2 separate regions of the Homo sapiens genome follow, and region 2 is linked to region 1. Evidence: chromatin loops called from intact Hi-C (ENCODE). Cell type or tissue: dorsolateral prefrontal cortex. All regions are shown on one strand. Links, peaks and the distances in the headings refer to the core of each region. The heading gives the core; the rest is flanking DNA.

Evidence for each region. A loop is a pair of places that touch in the nucleus more often than their neighbours do. Peaks named below come from ENCODE experiments on the same cell type or tissue, not always from the same donor. Only the 100,000 strongest peaks of a DNase experiment are listed, where the experiment ranks them.
Region 2: it touches region 1 in a loop (2.2-fold over the local background); 1 of 110 quality-filtered maps calls a loop at or near these places.

The regions. Positions count from the first base shown.
Region 1 is chr6:46,320,293-46,331,172 of GRCh38, reverse strand. The region is part of intron 2 of RCAN2 (regulator of calcineurin 2); the gene reads left to right. The region is part of intron 2 of LOC101926915 (a long non-coding RNA gene); the gene reads right to left. Among named protein-coding and RNA genes, the nearest start is that of ENPP5, 150 kb to the right of the region's middle. In dorsolateral prefrontal cortex, for the core only: no CTCF peak of the experiment used is centred there; DNase peaks (open chromatin) are centred at 5,092 and 5,512; H3K4me3 peaks cover 3,718 bases; H3K27ac peaks cover 4,000 bases.
Region 2 is chr6:46,241,583-46,250,994 of GRCh38, reverse strand. It overlaps RCAN2 (regulator of calcineurin 2), which reads left to right. Exons shown (of 5, transcript NM_001251974.2): 3 at 2,099-2,272; 4 at 4,076-4,247. It overlaps LOC105375079 (a long non-coding RNA gene), which reads right to left. Exons shown (of 5, transcript XR_001743802.3): 3 at 5,999-6,110. Among named protein-coding and RNA genes, the nearest start is that of ENPP5, 75 kb to the right of the region's middle. In dorsolateral prefrontal cortex, for the core only: no CTCF peak of the experiment used is centred there; no DNase peak of the experiment used is centred there; H3K27ac peaks cover 608 bases.

The DNA.
Region 1 (10,880 bases), core at 3,867-7,866:
CAAATATTTATTTTTGCCTTTATTACAAAAACCATGGCTCAAAGTAACTAAATAGTAGATGAGAAGTAGTTCCTCTTAATGGAAGTGTTCCATGAATAAATGAAGGAGGAATATCATCATTGTGTAAATCCTAATAAATGAACGCACCTAGGCATTGAGCATGAAGGCACTAATACCACAAAAGAGAGACAGCCAGACTCTATGTACCCACTGATAGAAGTACACATAGCACCATCTAGGAAGGAGTCTTGCCAGACCTGAATCCCTTAAGCATCTGGATCTAAACAACAGAACCTACAGGCAACAGAAAAATCTGTTAAACTACACTGTGTCGAGTTTCTAAATTTCCACTATATGTAAATTCTAAAAGACAAATAACATGGCTTCATCACCACCAACAAACTGCAAGGAATTAGAAAAAGAAATGGAGGAGAACTCTATAGATTAAAAGAAACATGAGAGACACAGTAGTTTGGATCCCAATTTAAATAAGCAAACTATTAAAGAGGAAAGAAGGAAGAGAAGGAACACCAGGATGCGATCAAGGAGAGGGGGAGAAAGGATGGGAAGTGAGAGGACATCATAGTACAGCTGGAGAAATTTGAACCCTGGCAGGACGTTTGGTGATACTAAGGAAATATTCTTGCTTTTCGAATTGTGTGATGGTACGTATTGTGATTTCAAAAGAGGAATCCTTTGTCTTTTAGGGATATATACTGAAATATTTATAAATGAAATGATATGATGCCAGGCACCTGCTGCAAAATAATCTGGAGTGAGTATGGAAGTGGGTGAAGACGTGGAGCTGTGGTTTTCAGGCTTGAGCTTGCATCAGAATCACCTGGAGGGCTTATTAAAATACAGATACTGGTCTTCCCTCCAGAGTGTCTGATTCAGTCTTGGGTGGGGCCCGAGAATCTGCCCTTCTAATAAGCTCACTAGTGATGTTGATGCTGTTGGTCTGGGGACCACACTCTGAGAGTGACTAGCAGAGAGGAAGCAAGATTGGCCCCTTGTTAATTATTCTTGCACCTGGGTGGTGGATACATGAAGGCTCATTATTATATTCTGTCTTCTGCTGAATATATTTGAAATTCTCCATAATAAACATTTAAAAAACAGATGATCCAGAAGGCCATACAGAAGGAGCAGAGCCTTTGACAACCCATAGCTGTAATGGGAACTTCTATGCTCATTAGCCAAACAGGCTTGGCTGCTGCTACCACAGCTTCCTCTGGGATTGGAAGGTGTGCATCTCCTCCTGCTGAGATGGAGGTGAGTGTATCAGCTCAGCTGTCCATCCTTTTAGAGAATTGCCTGAACTGAAGGGAGGGCAATGGCCTCTGTCCAAGGGGTCTGTGCATAATGCATCCTTTCCTCAGTGTGATCGGTCATTGCAAGAGCAGTGGTTTGGATGAATCCCAAGGTTTTCTGGCCACTTCAGCTGGAAAGGACACTCCTGAACAGAGCTAAGCCAGGACTCAGCTCTCAGAGATGAGAGGTTATCACCGAACTCACCATGCCTTTGCAGCCCTTCTGCAAAAGCCTCCCTGCAACTCCTGGATCTAGGAGGCACCTCTATTGGTTTGAGTCTCTCTACTTGCCTTTTTAGATTCATTTGTGTATTTATCCATTCATCTTTCAGATGTTTATTAGAGTAACTCCTAAGTGTCAGGCATCCTTCTAGCCCCTGGGAATAAGCAGGGAGCAGAATAGGCAAAAATCTCTGCTTTTATGGAGATTAAATTCTAGTTGTGAGGACAAGCAGTGGACACATAAAGAAATAAATGAACAGAATAATTTCAGGTAGTGAAAAGTGCTGTGAAGAAAGTTAAAATGAAGATGCCAGGATAGTGATTGACTCTGTGTGTGTAAAAATGTGCACACAATTTTTATTTTAGCTGATTGGGGAATACTTTTCCAAAGAGATGTGATCTGAGCGGAGATCCAGATGATAAGAAGGAGCAAGCCATGAAGAGATCTGAATATTTTCAGAGAGAGGGAATAGCAAGTGCAAAGGGCCTGAGATGGGAATGAGCTTGGAAGTTTTTCCTTTGTTTCTTTCTTTTTTTTTGGAACACCAATAAGGCCAATTGGGCTGGAACAAGAGGAGTGAAGAAAGGTGAGAATGATATGAGATGAAGTGGGAGAATAATCCAAGTCTAGTGTTTACAAGGCCTTGTAGCCATTGGCCAAAGTGTATCTATATTCTAGACACCTCCAAGGCTGCAAGTCAGCCCCTAGCTATAAAAAAACACATTCTCGGCTAGGGGTGGTGGTTCAAGCCTGGAATCCCAGCACTTTGGGAGGCCAGCGTGGGCGGATCATGAGGTCAAGAGATTGAGACCCTCCTGGCCAACATGGTGAAACCCCATCTCTTCTAAAAATACAAAAATTAGCTGGGCGTGGTGGCCCGTGCCTGTAGTCCCAGCTACTAGGGAAGCTGAGGCAGGAGAATCATTTGAACCCAGGAGGTGGTGGTTGCAGTGAGCTGAGATCGTGCCACTGCACTCCAGCCTGGTGATAGAATGAGACTGTATCTCAAACAAACAAACAAACAAACAAAACTCTAGAGAAACAGGACACTGTTATAACAGGAGAGCCTCCTGGGCTCTCTAGCCAATAGGAAAATGACCATATTGTATAGACGAATGACTATTAAAAACCCAATAAGTTGGGGGTTTAAAACCCACTAATTTTAGTTCAGAGTTACTGGAAAGTTCCTTTGCCCCACAAATCATCTGCTCTTGATGCCTAGAACTCTGCCCTAAAAACACAATTTGCCCAACTTAAGACTCTGTCTCTTATTAAAATATGTATTCCTCTGGGAGGGATAATACTATGAGTTATCAGTCATTTAATGCTTATACAGATGAGTTGACAACTGTCCTTGAAAAGATATTTTAAAAGAGGAAAGCATAAAGTTAGTGGGTGCTTGGATAGCAGGAAGGAATCTGTAGGGCAGAATCAAATTAGAAAGGGAAAGCTGAGGATACATCAGAAAAAAAAAACTGCCTATTTTACAACTTCAAGTAGGGCTTTGCTTCCTGGATAATGTCCTCTGGTCAGGGCATATCACAGCAATGTTTATCTTTTATAGCTCTTTCCTAAACATAAAGTGTGAAATAATTCATACAGCCCCTTATGTAAACAGAGCAATGATTAGAATGTGTTGCTTCTACTTTGCTGTTGTTTCTTGATGGGCTCTGGGCACACGTGGACTTTGCCTCTATGGATGAACTGTCACTGATATGGCATAACGTTTTCATGAGTATGAAACAGTGATGTGCTGGAACAGCCCGTGTGAGCAGATTACATGCATGTCTTCCCAACTTTGTATTCAGTTTGACTTCACACTGACTGCTGGAAATCAGCCATGATGAGCATATTTACACCATAGAAATTGACGAATGCTAAAAATTGAAATGTTTCTTTTCAGAGAGCTGATTGTTAAACATTTACCAGTATGCTGTGAAATGTAAAAAATAAATTTTAGGATATGCCATGGCATATGAAAAAATATTCATTTCTTTGTTTTGCCTCTTGAACAGATGCCAGTGATATTCAAAATCACATTCATCTTTGTATTACTTTACATTTTAGCTACACTTGTACAGGTAGATCCCCCATTTACCTTTTCAAAAGCTGCCTGGTACTTCATGTTGGCCAGGTTTTGCATCATCTGGCTCCGGCTGCCTTGTATACTTCAGGCTCCAGCCAGATTTAACCCTGAGTGAGTTTTGCATCCAAATGCCTTATTCTTTCCTTTGGACATTTCTAGTCTGTTTTTACCTAGCTGAAGGGCACCCCTCACTTCTCTGTCTGCCAGTATCTTTCCCGTATTTCAAGGTCAGAGCAGAAATTTCCTCCCCTTCTTTGATGCTCACCTGCCATCCTAACATGGGATCCAGCATTCAGCATTCATTGCTCTTTCTCCAGTGCTCCCACTGAACACTTCCTATACCTATTCAGCCATCACCATCCCTGCCTTGTGAAATGTTGGTCTCCATGTCTTATCTCCTCCCCTGGATTTTAAGCCCATTGATGATAGTGACATTTGCTTTTTCATCATTTTATCCTTGAGAGTATCAGATGCAGAGCTTTGCATAGTCATTACTTGATATTAGTTGGATTATATGCATATATGACTTAATATTTCCCACAGTGTCCTGGACAGCGAAATAAATGCCACTTGAACAAATGCACAAAGACACACACACACAGTTTCATCAGTCTAAATATCCATATTTGTGGCCTGATTACCTTTAGCATAGAAAATGCCTTGTTGAAGGGGAACATTGGACTCAAGTGTACACCAATGAGGACAAATGAGAAAGCTTCTACTCTCAGTCTGAAATGTCACCTTTCTCATCTGCATGTAAAATTGGGAGGCTTTTGTCCAGTCATATGTTAGAAAAGTACCAATCTGTTATAAATCAGGATGTTCCAGTGGCCACTGAAGATACAACTGAACTCTTAAGGATAGATACTGCTACAATGTTAGTGAGTTCTACTGGGACTTGTATAACTAATGATAAAATAAAAAACAATTGGAAATTTTTCCTTTGGTCACTCCTGTGAAAGGAGGCTATTCCTGTTTGATTGATTTATTTATTAAACAAGTATCATCTTCTTGTGCCAGGCAATCTGTGAAAGACTGAAGATATAAAGGTAAATCATCTGTGGCCTTGCCCCTCAGGGATTTATAATCAGGAAAAAAGCCTGAGAAAGCAAAAGGATGTGTTCAAAGTCTCAGGTGAAGTCAAGCCCCGAGGATCTGACAAGCTCTGAGACACATCAGTGAGTTTGCCCGTTAGACCCTGCCATCTGTCCCCGTGTGAAATATTTGCTGTAACTCCTTTCCATGAACTGCTTTTGGTTTGAATGACCTTGGAGACAGCCTGAAATCCTGAGCTTGGAAGGGTGCTCTTAGCGTTACTGGTCTGCACTTATAGCCTTCAAATAGAATTTCCACAAACCTCTAATTATCTCCTCTTACCATGCTCCCTAAATGACAGACGACCAGCTCTTTAGTCACTCCAAGAACGGATTTCTATTCAGCCCATGCCCGGGATGCATTAGGATGCCCAGAACATGTGTGGCTGCTCTGAGTGGCACAGAGCAATTAACAGAAGCCAAGCAATTTGCAAAATGCCTCAACTTCCTGCTCATCTCGAAGGCAGAAAATTGTCAAACCTTAACCTCAGGAGGCTCATCTGCAGAATTACACCTCCCCCACCTCAAAGAAGAAACTCTGGTGTCAGATTCACCCCCTCCTGCTTTTTGCAAACATAAGCACTCGGCTGCAACAACAGCTATGACTCAGTTCCTAGCTAACGCTGCTTGAATTGATTTAGTCTGAGTTCAGATTTAGCACATAATCATGTTCAATTTGCTCCACTGCACTGCCTAGAGATAAAAGGCTTGGAGAAAAAAAAATAGCTTCAGCTTGTGTCAGTCTTTGTGGTGATGTCATTGCCATGAGCGAGCCGGGCCGTTCGTTACTCTGCTGTGCTGCCTCAGACGCGGAGGGCTGCGTGCAGTGGGAGCGGGCTCCAGGAGCCCGAGCCTCCAGCCGTCCCCAGAGCAAGGCAGCACCGAGGCCTGGCCACAGCAATATCCATCTGGAAGCTCTTCCCTTCACTCCCAACTCTGAGGTTGCCTAACTCTTTATTAAAAATTCAGAAGGGGGAATGCCAGCCCCTAGCATGGACTGTGATGTTTCCACTCTGGTTGCCTGTGTGGTGGATGTCGAGGTCTTTACCAATCAGGAGGTTAAGGTATGCACCTGCAATCTTATTTTTCATTGTTGCTGTTACTGACGCTGCTTGGCAGAGCCTTTTTAGCATGAAGAAATAAGACTTTGGTTAATAGTTTTCAGCTCATAGTCTGCGCTAGAAATGCATGTAGTGAGTGCATGGCTGCATTAAGTAGAATAAGTTGGAAGAGGGACCAGCATATTATTTTTAAATATGACAAGGTCTGCCATTGTTTCTTCTTGTCTTTTTTATTAGGTAATCCCTGGTCAGTCCTTTCTGAGTAGACACATTTTCATATTCTCATATTGTATCTTTGTCAATAAGGAGAATTTTCCAGCCCTCAATGTCAAGAGGGATTTTGAATCAATGATTACATGAAGAAAGCACACATAATAAACCCAGCATCCAGGCCAGCCTGACAGTGGGGCAATAACCCTTTCTGGCATGTCACTTAAATATCCTGTGATGTGGTCTTCAAATTAAACAATAGCTGTTCTACAGATGGCAGTTTCAGTCCCCAGCTTTCTGGAAATCAAAGTTGGAGAACAGCTGCCTAAATTTTCTTTGTCAGGCAAAGAAAGCAAGTCATTTTCCTTGAGCAGTTGTTCATAAAGTTTAGGCATAAATATTTCGCATCTTAAGGCTTAGTATTATACATGCTGGTCCTCACTGATTGCCGGCAGCAGTTGTTGACTTGTCATAGGTAATCGTCCTCTGATGATATTCATTCCCTTTTATTTTCCATTTGGCTTTATATTATGGAGAAGATGCCAGGCTTGCAAAATGGAAATGTTTATTTTTTCTCTCATATTTAATAGAAGAACTAGCTGAAGCTTCTTATTTAAACAGTTCACTCACACATATACACGCACAGAAGGTCAGTTGTTCATTGTGTGGTGGGAGGAATAAAAGGTGAATTACATTGCATAATCATTTACCATCCTTGCTTTAGTCTTAACTTAAGGAAAAACCCTGAATTCTTTATTGTTGGGTGTGCAGGTGACACCCTGGTGCTTTACAGGTGGGGATTTATGTGTTCTTGGCATAGCACATGGCTATGTCATTCAAGATTGCAGCTTTAACAATCTTTTGAAATAGATTTGATAATCTGGCATTTTGTTCCTGAATATTTTAAACATGTAGCCCTGTATTTACTAATTTTTGTGTCAGTGCCATGGAAATGTCTACCACCTGTCATATGAAGGTTCAGAAAATAAGGACATAAAGGTTTGGCACTGTCTGTGATTGCATTGAGAATGGAAACATGCATGCAGAGACCCACAGTCCTGCCAGTCGTACTTCCATAGCACTTGAGAAGGGAGAGCAGTCATTTAAAGCCAGCGTCAAGTCCAGTGTGGGTAACCAGGTAGAGAGACATCTTCCAGTAACCACTGGAACATAATTCCATCTATGGAGAATAAAACTTCACAGCTCCCTTCTGTCCTCAACAGTTATCTGTTGTTTACACACTTGCCCTGAGAATGTCATAAAATATTCTAAACTTTATTCGTTTCAGAAAAGATAATGAGAAAATATTTATTGGAGATCTGCAACATGCCAGGCATTGTGCTTATATAGGAAAAAGTTTAAAATATGCTTATATGGCATATGTATCTATGATATAGCTATAAAAATAACCAACTGCCGAAGGTTTCTTTAAAGACAAAGAATATTTTGTGGAATTAAGAGGATACAAAGTTGTTACAGCTGGTTGTATGTGAGTGGTTGGGGTGGTTTTATGGAAAAATGATACTTAAAGATGGGTAGATTTTATACAGAAAGAGAGAAGGCACAGCATTTTGCAGTCTAGTGAGTCAATTCTTTTGACTGCAGTAGGTTCTCTATGAGAGATTAGAGGCAAACGGGAAAGGAGGTGAGTCAGGGCTAGATGGTGAACAGCTGATGCTGTTCTTCATAAATTTATGAGGTTTTTCGAGGAAGACTGTTACCAGAAATATGTGCTACATGTATTTACTGCCAATAGCTCTGAATCATCATGGGCTTTTTTCTTTTCTTTTTTTTTTTTTTAGAAAGGTTACCTAATCTTTCTGGGCCTTAGTCTTCTCATATAATGTGAGAATAGTAGTAATTTCTACCTTATTAGCTTAGAGACAAGAGAATTTTACATGTAGAATAATTAACACAGTGCCTGACTCCTATTTAATGCTCAATAAATGTTAGCTATCACCATCGTCATCATTGTCATCTTTGTAGGCACTCTCTGAAAGTGATAGGTAACTTTTACCAGTTTATCAGAATGTCCTAAATCCAGCTGAGTTTACAATGACAGTCTAGCACACAGAAAATGTTTTCCCTCCCACCCCACTCCCAATACACACAAACACTCTAGCCACTTAGAAAACATGGCTTTCCATTTTTGATATTTAATCATCTAATGTAAAGCAGTAACATTATTAAAAAGCAAAGATCTACGTTGTGCTTATTAAAAAGGGGGAAAATGAACAAATTAAGGTGGGCCAAATGTTATGTGTTAAGAAAACCTGCGCTCCTTGTTCAAAACTGACCATTACTCTTATCACGAAGAAAGGTTCAAACGTAAAATTCTAGGCACCAAACAAAGCTTCCCCAAAGGTATCTGTCTTCTTCATTCATTACTAATAACTGGTGGAGCCAAGAGTTCCTTCTTCAAAATCTTTAAGGTTTATTGTCAGAGAAAAGGGAGGCACATGGAAAGGGTCTGTCTCACCTGCTTACATCCATCTTGCTTAATCTCAGTCTTGTTTGTTTAATAGGCATCCCCACTTTCTACATGTAGCCCCCATGGGCAAGCAGCCATACTAGGGGGATGCAACCAGCAGGCCTCCTTCATAAGTATGGGAGTTTATTTGAAATGGGTAGAAGCATCCACAAATCTAGTTTCCCATAGTGACACAGAAAGCCTCATCCTCCAGTGTGGCTCTCAGCTGATTGTATTAGGGGCCCTTCTGACTCCAGTTTCCTAAATTTCATCAAAGCTGCTCAAGCAATAATACTAAAAAGAGGAGGAAATCAGACAAATGGAATTCTGCCATATTTGGCTTTCTCTGGAAATTCCATTGGTGGTGTTGTGAACTTAGCCGTCTGTTCTGCAATGTGAGAGTTCTCAGAAAGATCTAGAAGTTGAGAGCCCTCAATAGAAAATGCTATAGGGGAACTGCAGAATTTCTGTGTGTGTGAATGTGCAGGGTTGATGTTCTCCAGTATTCTCATATTTCTGAAAATAGTCTACCCACTCCACAAAGAGCCAAACCCTTGGGAAAATGAAAGAGATCCAAGAGATTGGTAACGAAATTTACATTTCACTTTAGTCCAGTGGTTCTTAAACCTGATTGCACATCGGTGTCCCCTGGAGATCTTTTAAAAATATTAATGTGCCCAGGCCCCACCCCCAGAACTTTTACCTGGCTGGTCTGAATGGAGCCCAGGCATAGGTAATCATATAAAGCCAGTGTCTTGTCTCTTTCAGGCACAAGTAGGTACAGGTGAGGTCAGCCAAGAATTGTCTAGAGTAAGCTCTGCTTAAGCACTTGGATCCTTATCTCCCCAGCTAAGACTTGATGTATGCAGTTTTAAAAACGGTATCTCTGAGCTGTCAGAAATGTTGACGCTCACCCAACACTTCAGTTCTCCACACCTGCAGTTCCTTCACCTGATTCTGAGCCAACAGCAAATGCTCTTCTTTACTGCTGGCCACTGTGGGGGGCCTTCTCAGAGCTGCAGAGTGCCACCACTCTGCCAGGGGGCATCCAAACCTGGGGCTGCCCCTTCTCTGCAATGGTGGCTTCCTGCACAGAAGAAAGGGTGGGTTCCTTCTCTCTAGATTGGAGGGCTTCTGATTCATGTACCAGGTTTCCAGCCTTGTCTCCATGGGCATCCATGTAGGACACAAGGAATTCACAAAGCTCCCTTCCGCTCATTAGAGCAGGCAGGAAACATGACAAATCTTATAAGAAATACAGAAGCTTCAAAGACCCTTGGCACTTGAGAGATTTGTTCATTCATTCAAAAACATGTGTGGAGCATTTATTACCTACCAGGCAATGCTCTAGGCCTAGGAGTTCGATAAACGTCCCTGCCCTCACGGAGCATATATTCTAACATGAGATGCAGACAATGAAATAGTAAACAAGTAAATATACATGGTAATTTCAGCTAGTGATGAGGGCTATGAACAAAAATGAAGCAGAGTGAGAGATAGAGCATTGATGGGGGAGGAATGGCCACTTTTGAAAAGATTGCCATTGGAAACATCTCTGGGGAAGTGACAGTTTATTAAATGTCATTGTTTCAATGTCATTCAGAGATCTAAAGAAATTTAGAGAGCCATGTACAGAGCTGAGAGAAAATCATTCCACATAGAGTGAATAGTAGGTAGAAAGAGAGGCCATCTTAGCCATCTTATCTGATGTGCTCCTACCTAGTCCCCCCACCAGCACTATTTAACCTGTTTCAATCATTCATTCATTTAGGTACCCATTGAGACGGTCACTGTCTCAAGCTATAATTTATTTTTTTAAGGAGACTCTTTTTCAGAAAACTGTACTTAACCTAATTCCCTCATGCTACGTTTTAAGCCCAATAGCTCTCTTAGGGTAAGGGTAAATACAAGTAGAAGTGTGTTTTCAGCACAGTAATTCTTCATATGCTTGGAATCTTAGGATTGCTACAGGACAGCTCTTTTCTCTTCTGAAAGGCCAAGGCCTTTTTAAGGTCACTCATAAATCCTACTTTCTCTCCTCTGCTTTTGAGAATTTCTCAACATCCTCCCAATCCATGTGACCTGGGACAATCTCTTAGCCTTTCTGGATGCAAAATAATCATGCTGAGAAAAATCCCCTACTGCTCTGTGCATTTTATTTTTCTTTTTACACGATAGTATACCTGACTGAGTCAGAGTCTATTTGTTTTATGCTGTTGTGTGAGTTATGAAAAAGACCAGCACATCATGGCCACTGAGTACAATGAAATCTCTCTGTCATACAAACCACTGGACATTTCAAATCACTTGTTTTGTATGGTGAGAGTGATAGGAGGAGAAGGATGAGGCTGAGTTGGTATGATGCACTTTGTACTCTGCTTTGAGGAGAAACAAGTGACACAATTTAGTATGTGTCACTTGTT
Region 2 (9,412 bases), core at 3,693-7,692, 80 kb after region 1:
TGTGGGCAGACAAAGGAGTCAAAGATAGGAGGGGGAACTGCAGCCTGGGGATTCTCAGAAATGGGCAGCAGGGTATGGAATCATCACCAACATGGGCTTGAAGGTCTGATACAAGTTGATCTGGATGCCCAAGAGGCAGGAAGACCTTCCCTGACATTCGAGTTACTCCTCCTGTGGAGCCTCAGAAGTCAGTGTTTTTACAACCCCACCTCACTATGTTGATTCTCTTAGATGTGATCTAATTAAATATAAATGCTCTTATTAAAATAAGCATCTCCTCCTATCAACCTGACAGTATAATTCTTTATCAAGTTGACAGTATCTCTCTAGTCAGGGTCACAAGGACTTTGGCCTGGTCCTGGCTCTGCTACTGACTGTCCATGTGCCCATGGGTAAGTCCTTATCTTTTCAGATCTCAGGGTTCTGACTCGTAAAATGATGGAGGTGAGGAGGAAAAGGTTGAGTTCATCATCTCTTAAGTCCATTCCTAGTTAAAATTCTATGAATCTTGCAGTATTAATATTTCATGCATCTCCATCCTTACTTGTACTCACTGTTATGAGAAATTACCTTTTACTGTTGAAATAAAAGAATCAGGTTGGTTGTATATATAATTTCCTTAGTGGAAGTTTCTCTATTAAGAACACACTAGCTTATAACATATACTAGTTTTCTTATAATAAGGATATTTTTATGGCTAAGAGGAACCAGACAGATCAGACAGATGGTATTAACATAATGCCTATATATTTTTTCTTTTTTAATTCTCTAGTTTTCTGTTATGCCTTTCTGCAGTGTTCTGGGTGTCCTCTTACTTGTGTGTATCTGCTTCACATGTTAGATTGTTAGATGGTTGAGGGTCAGAACAATGTGATACTCATCTCTGTATCCTCTTAAAGTCTTGAGAGAGACCATGCCTCATACAAAGTAAGCATTTAATAGATACTTACTCAGTTGAATTGAAATTGTGTATTGAGTCTAAAGTTTTTAATTACTGCTTTGTATTGTGATAGCTTGGTTATGCTGTAGGAATAAAATAATTCTCAAATCTCAGTGATTTAATGCAATAGAGATTTTTTTTTTCCTTGCTATGGCAGAGTTGGCTATAGAATGGGGTTGGAGTCGGGAGAAAACTATTTCTGCTTCATACAGCCACTCAGGGACCCAGAGTGAAGAGAATCCTGTTTCTGACAGCTGTACCTTTTGAAACACATGGCCTCTTCAGAGAAATAAACTGAAAAATTACTCGAGGGCTTTCTTCTGCACTCTACACGTATTTCATTGACCAGGACTAATCAAATGGTACTGCCTGACTAGGAAACTGGATGGAGTGGATCCCATATTTTTAGGCAAGAAAAGTGCCCACCCCTCCCTAGGCCTGGCATGGTGGCTCATGCCTGTAATCTCAGCACTTTGGGAGGCTGAGACAGGTGGATCACTTGAGGTCCGGAGTTCGAGACCAGCCTGGCCAGCATGGTGAAACCCCATCTCTACTAAAAAATACAAAAATTAGCTGGGTGTGGTGGCACATGCCTGTAATCCCAGCTACTCAGGAGGCTGAGGCAGGAGAATCACTTGAATCCAGGAGGCGGGGGTTGCAGTGAGCCAAGATCATGCCACTGCACTCCAGCCTGGGCAACAGAGCAAGACTCTGTCTAAAAAAAAAAAAAAAAAAAAGAAAGAAAGAAAGAAAAAGAAAAGTGCCCCCAAGATTGGTAATCACAATATTTACCATATGCTTTACTCAGTAGCTCCAGTATTTTGGAGATAATGAACTTCTTTGAGAATCTAATGATCATTATGATCCCTCTCCTCTACAGAAATACTCAACATTTTGCGTAATTTCCCATTTGTTTCATATACTTTGAATGCTATTCACTGGTCCTCTAGAGAACCTTGGACCAAGATTATAAATCATTCAGGCATGTTTTGCACCTGGCAACAGATCTACAGATGAAAAAAATACATTACTGGTGTTCTATTTAAACCATATGTTATTAACAGCCTATTTATTTAGTTGTTTGTTTTTATCAGATATGACATCATACGAGATCCATGCCATGGCCAATGGATTTTCCTCTGTGTTTGTTTTTATCAGGAAAAATTTGAGGGACTGTTTCGGACTTATGATGACTGTGTGACGTTCCAGCTATTTAAGAGTTTCAGACGTGTCCGTATAAACTTCAGCAATCCTAAATCTGCAGCCCGAGCTAGGATAGAGCTTCATGAAACCCAATTCAGAGGGAAAAAATTAAAGCTCTACTTTGCACAGGTAAGGTAATTGTTTACCAAAGTTATTCTTTTTGCCCTACATTATTTTTTACCATTTTAAAATGTAAATGAAGCCCTTTCTATTTTCAGATTGGTTGGTAGTCTATAAATTAATTCACTGAGAAATAGACCCACATCATGATTTCCAGACAGAAACAGCTTAGTGGCTTAGAAAACAGGCTCTGAGAGCTGCCTACCAGAGCAAGTTACATAACCTCACTGGGGCTCCTTATTCTCATCTGTAAAGTGGGGATGATCAAGATCTACACCCCATACTGTTATGAGGATTGCATGAATTATTGTGTGTTTAAGTGCCTAATATTTGGCAAATACACAATAAATGCCCGCTAGTAGTTATAATAAGAATGACGTAATCACAGCTATTCCTAACCTTCCTATCAGGGTTATAATTAAAACTTAAATCATATGACAGCTTTAGTGGAATGTATAACTTTTCAATGATTCATATTTATGAGAAAAGGTGACAAATATATGGAAATTAATTTGTTTCATCCAAAAATCAATTCTAGCTCTTCCAAAATGAAATGAGTAATTCTTGGCAATGCTTATGAAGTTCACAGCAATAGAAATCAATATCCATCATGTTCCATTAGTGCCCTCACCTCATCACTAGATACCTTGATCCATCTCTTAAGTGATCTGTAAGTATGGTTTCCACCTTCAGATTCTACAGAGATGGCACAGTGAAAAGAACACAGACATTGGCCCTGCATCCATGTTCAAATTCCATCATTGCTATTCTAATGTGTGTGATGTGGACAAACCTCAGTTTCCTCGTCTTTAAAATCTCACTCAGTTCCTTAAAAAGTTAAGCATTGAATTACCATCTGGCCCAGCAATTCGACTCCTAGGTATTTAAAACAGGTACTCAAAAAAATACATGTACACACACGTTCACAACAGCACTATTCACAATAGACAAAAGGTGGAAACCATTCAAATGTCCATCAATGGATGAATGGATTAGCAAATTATAGTATGTCCATATGATGGAATATTATTCATCCATAAAAAGGACTAAAATACTGATAAATGCTACAATGTAGATGAACCTTGAAAACATTATACTAAGGGAAAGAAGCCAGACACAAAAGGTCACATATTCTGTGATTCTACTTATAGGACATATCAAGAACAGGTAAATCTGTAGAGACAGAAAACAGCATGGTGGTTGCCAGTGACCAGTGGGAGACAGGAATGGTGGTAACTGGTAATGGTAGTACTGGTAGCAATAGGCAGAGGAGTTCCTTTAAGGTGATGAAAAGAGCTTGGATCTGGATAGAAGTGGTTGTTGCAGGTTAGGAATGTACTAACTGCCACTGAACTGTTCACTTTCAAGTGGTTAATTTTATGTTATGTGAATTTCACCAAGGAAGGAAGGAAGGAGGAAAAGAGAGAAGGAGAGAAGGAAACATTTGGCAGGTGCGTGGTGGGACAGTGGACTGGCAGCCAACAGCATAGCCTGGGGATCTATTAGAAATGCAAACCCTCAGGCCCCATCCCAGGCCTCCTGAATCAGAAATGTAGGGGATAGGGCTCAGCAATCTGTGTTTTAGTAAGGACTGCAGGTGATTCTGATGTACAGTAAAGGTTGAGATCCACTATTTTCAGGATTAAATAAGGCAATTGAGCACATGGTATGTGGTAAGTGGTAATTATTATTACGGTCGGGTTCATCGGTTCATTTGTCGCAGGCTGAAACTAAACCCATGTTTTAATGTGCCAACATGACACATCTGAAGCCATGATGAATAAGTTTCTTCATCTCTACTCTATTTGAAAGGTTCAGACTCCAGAGACAGATGGAGACAAACTGCACTTGGCTCCACCCCAGCCTGCCAAACAGTTTCTCATCTCGCCCCCTTCCTCCCCACCTGTTGGCTGGCAGCCCATCAACGATGCCACGCCAGTCCTCAACTATGACCTCCTCTATGCTGTGGCCAAACTAGGACCAGGTAAGCTTTGCGGTCCATTTTAAAAATAAACGTTTGTCAGCAACCTAGAAAAGCCAAATGAGATTAACAACCTTGAGATCCTGGGTTCACAGTAACATCTGCATTTCTAATAGATTTATTCCTCTGTGTGGACAATGAGAGGGAATGATGGATGAGAATGCAGCATCAGACTTTGCACCCGTTCAAAAAGCAACTCAGGAACCTGTACTAAAATGGTGTCAAGTCCATGAAGCTTCTGGATTGCAATGCAGATATTTTAAGATCCAACAGCACTACCTAATTCTTGTGGGATTTAACTCTATCCCAGGAGGAAATTGTTTCCTCAGAACAGACAAAATGAACCCTACCAGCTGGAAGGAGGCATCTATGCTGTGCAACCCAGTTTTATTGCTGTCACAGTGCTAGTACACACTCAGGAACCCCTTGTTACAAGAAAACCTGCCTGCCAAAGTGAACCTCCAAGTTCCTAAGAAGTCAGTCACAGCAGCCTCTAACTTTAAAAAAATCTTAGTCACTTTGTTCTGATGTTGGCATATGTAGCTCTGATTCACTCATTCTCACGCAGTATAGCATTCTAAAATATGAATCTACCACCACACTTTATTTAGCCACTCTCCTGTTGATGGACATTTAGATTATTTCCAGGTTTTTTGCTATTACAATCAAAGTAACAGTTAACATTCTTGTACATCTCTATGCACTTGTCCAAAAGTTTCTTTAGGCTTTGTAGTTAGAAGGGATACTGCCCTCAATTTCAGCAGATGATGACACCTTGCGCCCCAAAGTATTTTTTTCTGTGTTATATTAGGAGAGGAAATAATAGAAATTGAAGGGGCTGAAACCAGGTGGCAGCTGAGATTTTTAGCACTGTGAATTGAGTGGTAACTAATGGCCATTATGTCTGCTCTGTCTACTGCTGGTTATCTTGGGATAGGAAGGAGCTTTAAAAATAGAATCTGAATGCCTGACCCCACCCCAAGAGATTCTAATTTGATGTGGGTAAAGTTCAGGTATCAGTACATTTTAAAAGCTCCCCCACTGATTCTAATATGCAGATAAGTTCAAGAACCACTGGTAGCTAAATGCCAAGTACCAAGAATAGTCAACTTATAAGTTCTTACCAGCATTTCTTAATGTAGCAGGAAAACATTTGGCCCAGAGTCGCCCACCCCAGAAATCTGCAGTTTTGATAATCACATCTGTTGATCCTTGTATACGCCAAAACCTGAGAACCCTAGGAATTATGGTGACCAACTGTCCTGGTTTCTCCAGGACTAAGGAGTCCCTTGGCCATAGGACCTTCACTGCTAAAATCAGAAAATTCCCAGGCAAACCAAGAAAAGCTGGTCGTCTTACCAGGTACCTAGATTAAGATGATGCTGATCTGATTAATAAGCACTTCTTGCAAGAAGATTGCCAGCTGTTGCATGTATGTCCTGAAAGTTAAATTATAGAACTTTCAAGAGCAAGCTCACTGGAGGTTTCCTTGTAATCACCATCACATCACTCAGCTTCTCAGGCCCTTTAAAATGGCCATAAGTTTTACCTTCAAGAAGCAGTAGGTATGTCTAACTAACATGTGCTGATGAAAGAAGCAATATAATAATAAGAGAGATGTTAGTGAAATATGATTTCATTAAACGTCTGGTTCACATCCAGGATCCTGATCTTAGACCCTCCCCCTTCAGAGAGCCACATGTGTGATATGCTTAAACACTGCACAGTGTATAAAGTAAATTAAGTCTACTCACATGAAGCCTTGTGAAGCCCTTTCCCACAGTCATTCAGGACATTGCAGAAACAAGCACACATATCCAAATGGACCAATTTCAGCCAAGGTCCTTGAAGCTGCCAGTTTGACTCCTATGCACAGATATTGACAAGGACACACTTGAACACTTTGTAGAGGTGTTTTGAATGTCAGCAAACAGAGCTCTTTATAGAATCACTAAGGTCTTGGCTAGAGGACCTAGGAGTCTGACCTGGATTTTACAGAAAAGGAAACTAAGGCCCAGAGCGAAGCAGGGAGCTGATTTGACAATGAAAGTGCCAGAGCTTCCAATGCTGTGCTCTTCCTACTTCACTATTTAGAAAGGAGGCTCAGGCTATGTCAGACTTTCTAACCATCACACCCCAGCTGGACTCCAGCTCACTCATGTGGAGCTGATCATCCAGTAAAATTCAAATCATTTTTATCAAGAATGTGAAAGAACATTAGTTGTTGTCAGCATTCACAAAGATTGATGCAGAAAAAGCTAGGGGCAAGTTCCAGACACCCTTACTGGCTGACCCAGCTGAGTCCAGGCTCTGGAAGGCACAGACAGGGACAAATGTGACTTGGGACTGATGGAGGCAGAAGGCACAGATGGGATGGAAATTAGGCCCCGGAAGGGACGCTCACAGAGCCTGACACAGAAGAGGAAGGAAAGAAAGAGGGAGGAAGGAAATGGTCTTAAAGAGGCAGAGAAAAAAAAGCAGTTGGCGATGGGGGATGGGGAGCTCGGAGTGGTAAATAACTTATCAATAATGTTAAAAATACACGCCTTTTACCTTAATGTTACAGCTAATCTATAGCACCCACCTTCTTTTATCACAATAAATGTACCATCTACCATTTTTGAAGGGCCCTGCTTTGTAATAAACACAGAGATAGGACCTATTATTATCCCCATTTTATGGATTTGGAAACGAGGCTGTAGAAAGAAGCATGAACTTTCCCAAGGTGACACAGCTGGTTGGTGACATCGTCAGATTTCAAACCCTGGCGCTTCTGACTCCAGAGAGTAAACTTCACACTCCGCCAGCTGGCCTTCTATTAAGGATACTGGTTGGCTTGGCTGACTTCAGGCCTGCTCTGCTTCAACTCTGGCAAACATTTATTTGTTTTTAACCCTGAATCAAGAATTATTTCTTGGTTTTTTTTTTTTTTTTTTTTTTTGAGACAGAATCTTACCCTGTCACCCAGGCTGGAGTGCAGTGGCACAATATCGGCTGACTGCAACCTCCTCCTCCCGGGTTCAAGCAATTCTCCTGCCTCAGCTTCCTGAGCAGCTGGGACTACAGGCGCATGCCACCACACCTGGCTAATTTTTATATTTTTTAGTACAGACGGGGTTTCACCATGTTGACCAGGCTGGTCTCAAACTCCTGACCTCGTGATCCACCCGCCTCAGTCTCCCAAAGTGCTGGGATTCCAGACATGAGCCACCGCGCTAGGCCTCAAGAATTATTTCTAACAAACACCAATCTAAACTTCCAGAAAGCCTAACCTAGTGTCTGGTAAATGTGCAAATGGAGACTTGTGCATTTGGTACAAGAGCAAATATTGAGAGTTTCCTGATTTTTAAGTATGACTGATATTGTGTCCATGGAACAGCTGCAATCTGGATGTATTTTCTAGGATATGTTTCTCTCCATTCCTTGCCAGCAATTTGGGACTGTTTGTCTTTATTTGGTTATCCATTTATCCCTTTTCTATGTCCTTGAAGCTTCCTCAGCCACACACATGCATGATTTGCGTCCAACAATTGAGTTGAAAATATCAGACGTTAAATTAAAGGTTGTTTCAGCTGCAACAATCAGGGAGCAGGGCCACACCCTTCCTCCTCCCCATGGCATCCTCCCCCACATCGCGTCTCTGCCCCCTTCCCAACCAGGTGCCAAGGCAAGAGGTTGCTCCTTCAGTCTCCTCCTGTCACTTTGCACAAATATTCACTTTTCCTTATGGTAATTTTCTATCATTCAACTTACTATCTTCACTTCTTACTGAGGGAAAGAATGCATGTTTCATTCATTTTGGTATTCCCAGTACCTGAAACTACCTGGCACATAGTGGATGCTCAATAAACATTGGAGGAATGAATGTGTGAATGAACGAAGGAATAGACCAGAGCTATTAGCCTGCCTAGAGATAGTTTCTTTACTGACAAATTGTTGCTTTCTTATAGCTTTAGCCAGACTCAGTCGGGAAGCATTAAATTAATGTTTTCTATAATTAGAGGACTTCTAGCATTTTCATTTTTAAAAAAGTGATTTAGTAAAATTTAGTTTTAATCCTTTGGCAGAATCATTTCAGTAACAAATTATAACTAATTGCATGTTAAAGAATGACTACCTCAGTTCCAGAAGTACAGAAACAAATTAGAATGGGAGCAGAGGAAAGCAACTCAAATGATCAAAGGAATGGAGTTTTGCATTAGAGGAATGATGAACAGTGTTTAATTGGTAGAGCAGAGTGATTGAGAAGGTATGTAGACATTTAAAGCTGCTGGGAAAAAGTCAGTCTAAAGAAAGAACGTTATGGAGCAGGGATCCAGAGTGAGATGGGACTCGGGCTAAGTCAACTGACTGGCTGCCCCCAGAGGCAATGACACAGTTTATTAGGACCCTTTCATGGAGAACAAATGAAACAGTGGGGATCCAGGCCTCATCTCAGACAAGCAAGGGGCAAAACAGTCTGTAGTTCTTTAAGGAGGAATATTGGTGACCTCTCAGAGAGGGACAAGTCCAATTCCTGAAAACTTCTAGAGTGGTCCTAGAAACAAACATAAAGAAAGCAGTGCAGTTATAATGGAACCATGATCAGACCCAAACCTGTGGGTGCCTATTGAAATCCTTTGAAATATTTAAGATGTTGCGACAGGAGACGAGGGCCACGTTATATTCAAGAAGTGTCTCTCAGTTCCCTTTATTATACCAAGAGCAAGTTTATATTCCGAAAATTATGAGAGGCATAATTTTAAACATCCTTAATCATTGTCCCCATGACCATTCTATCTTTGATCCAGAGAGTAAGTAAAATAGGTATTATACATTAGAAAATAAATAAATAAAAATGACTTAAAATTATGTGGGGATGAAGATAAATTACTTACTATGTGCCAGGCACTGTTCTAAATACCTTACAATATTATTTAATGTTCACAGACAATAACAGGTATTATTATTGTCCTCAATTATACAGCTGGGGAATGTGAGGCACAGAGTGGTTAAGTAACTTGCCCAAGGCGACACAGCTACTAAATTAAAATATGTCCTCTGCCACTGGCAAGAAGAGTAAAAGATTGGTTGAGCCAGCACCCTTGCCCTGGGAAGTGAAACATTTTTCTCTAGAAGAAATTTAAGATTGCTGTAAAGGAGAAATTTAAGAATACAAAACAACTTAT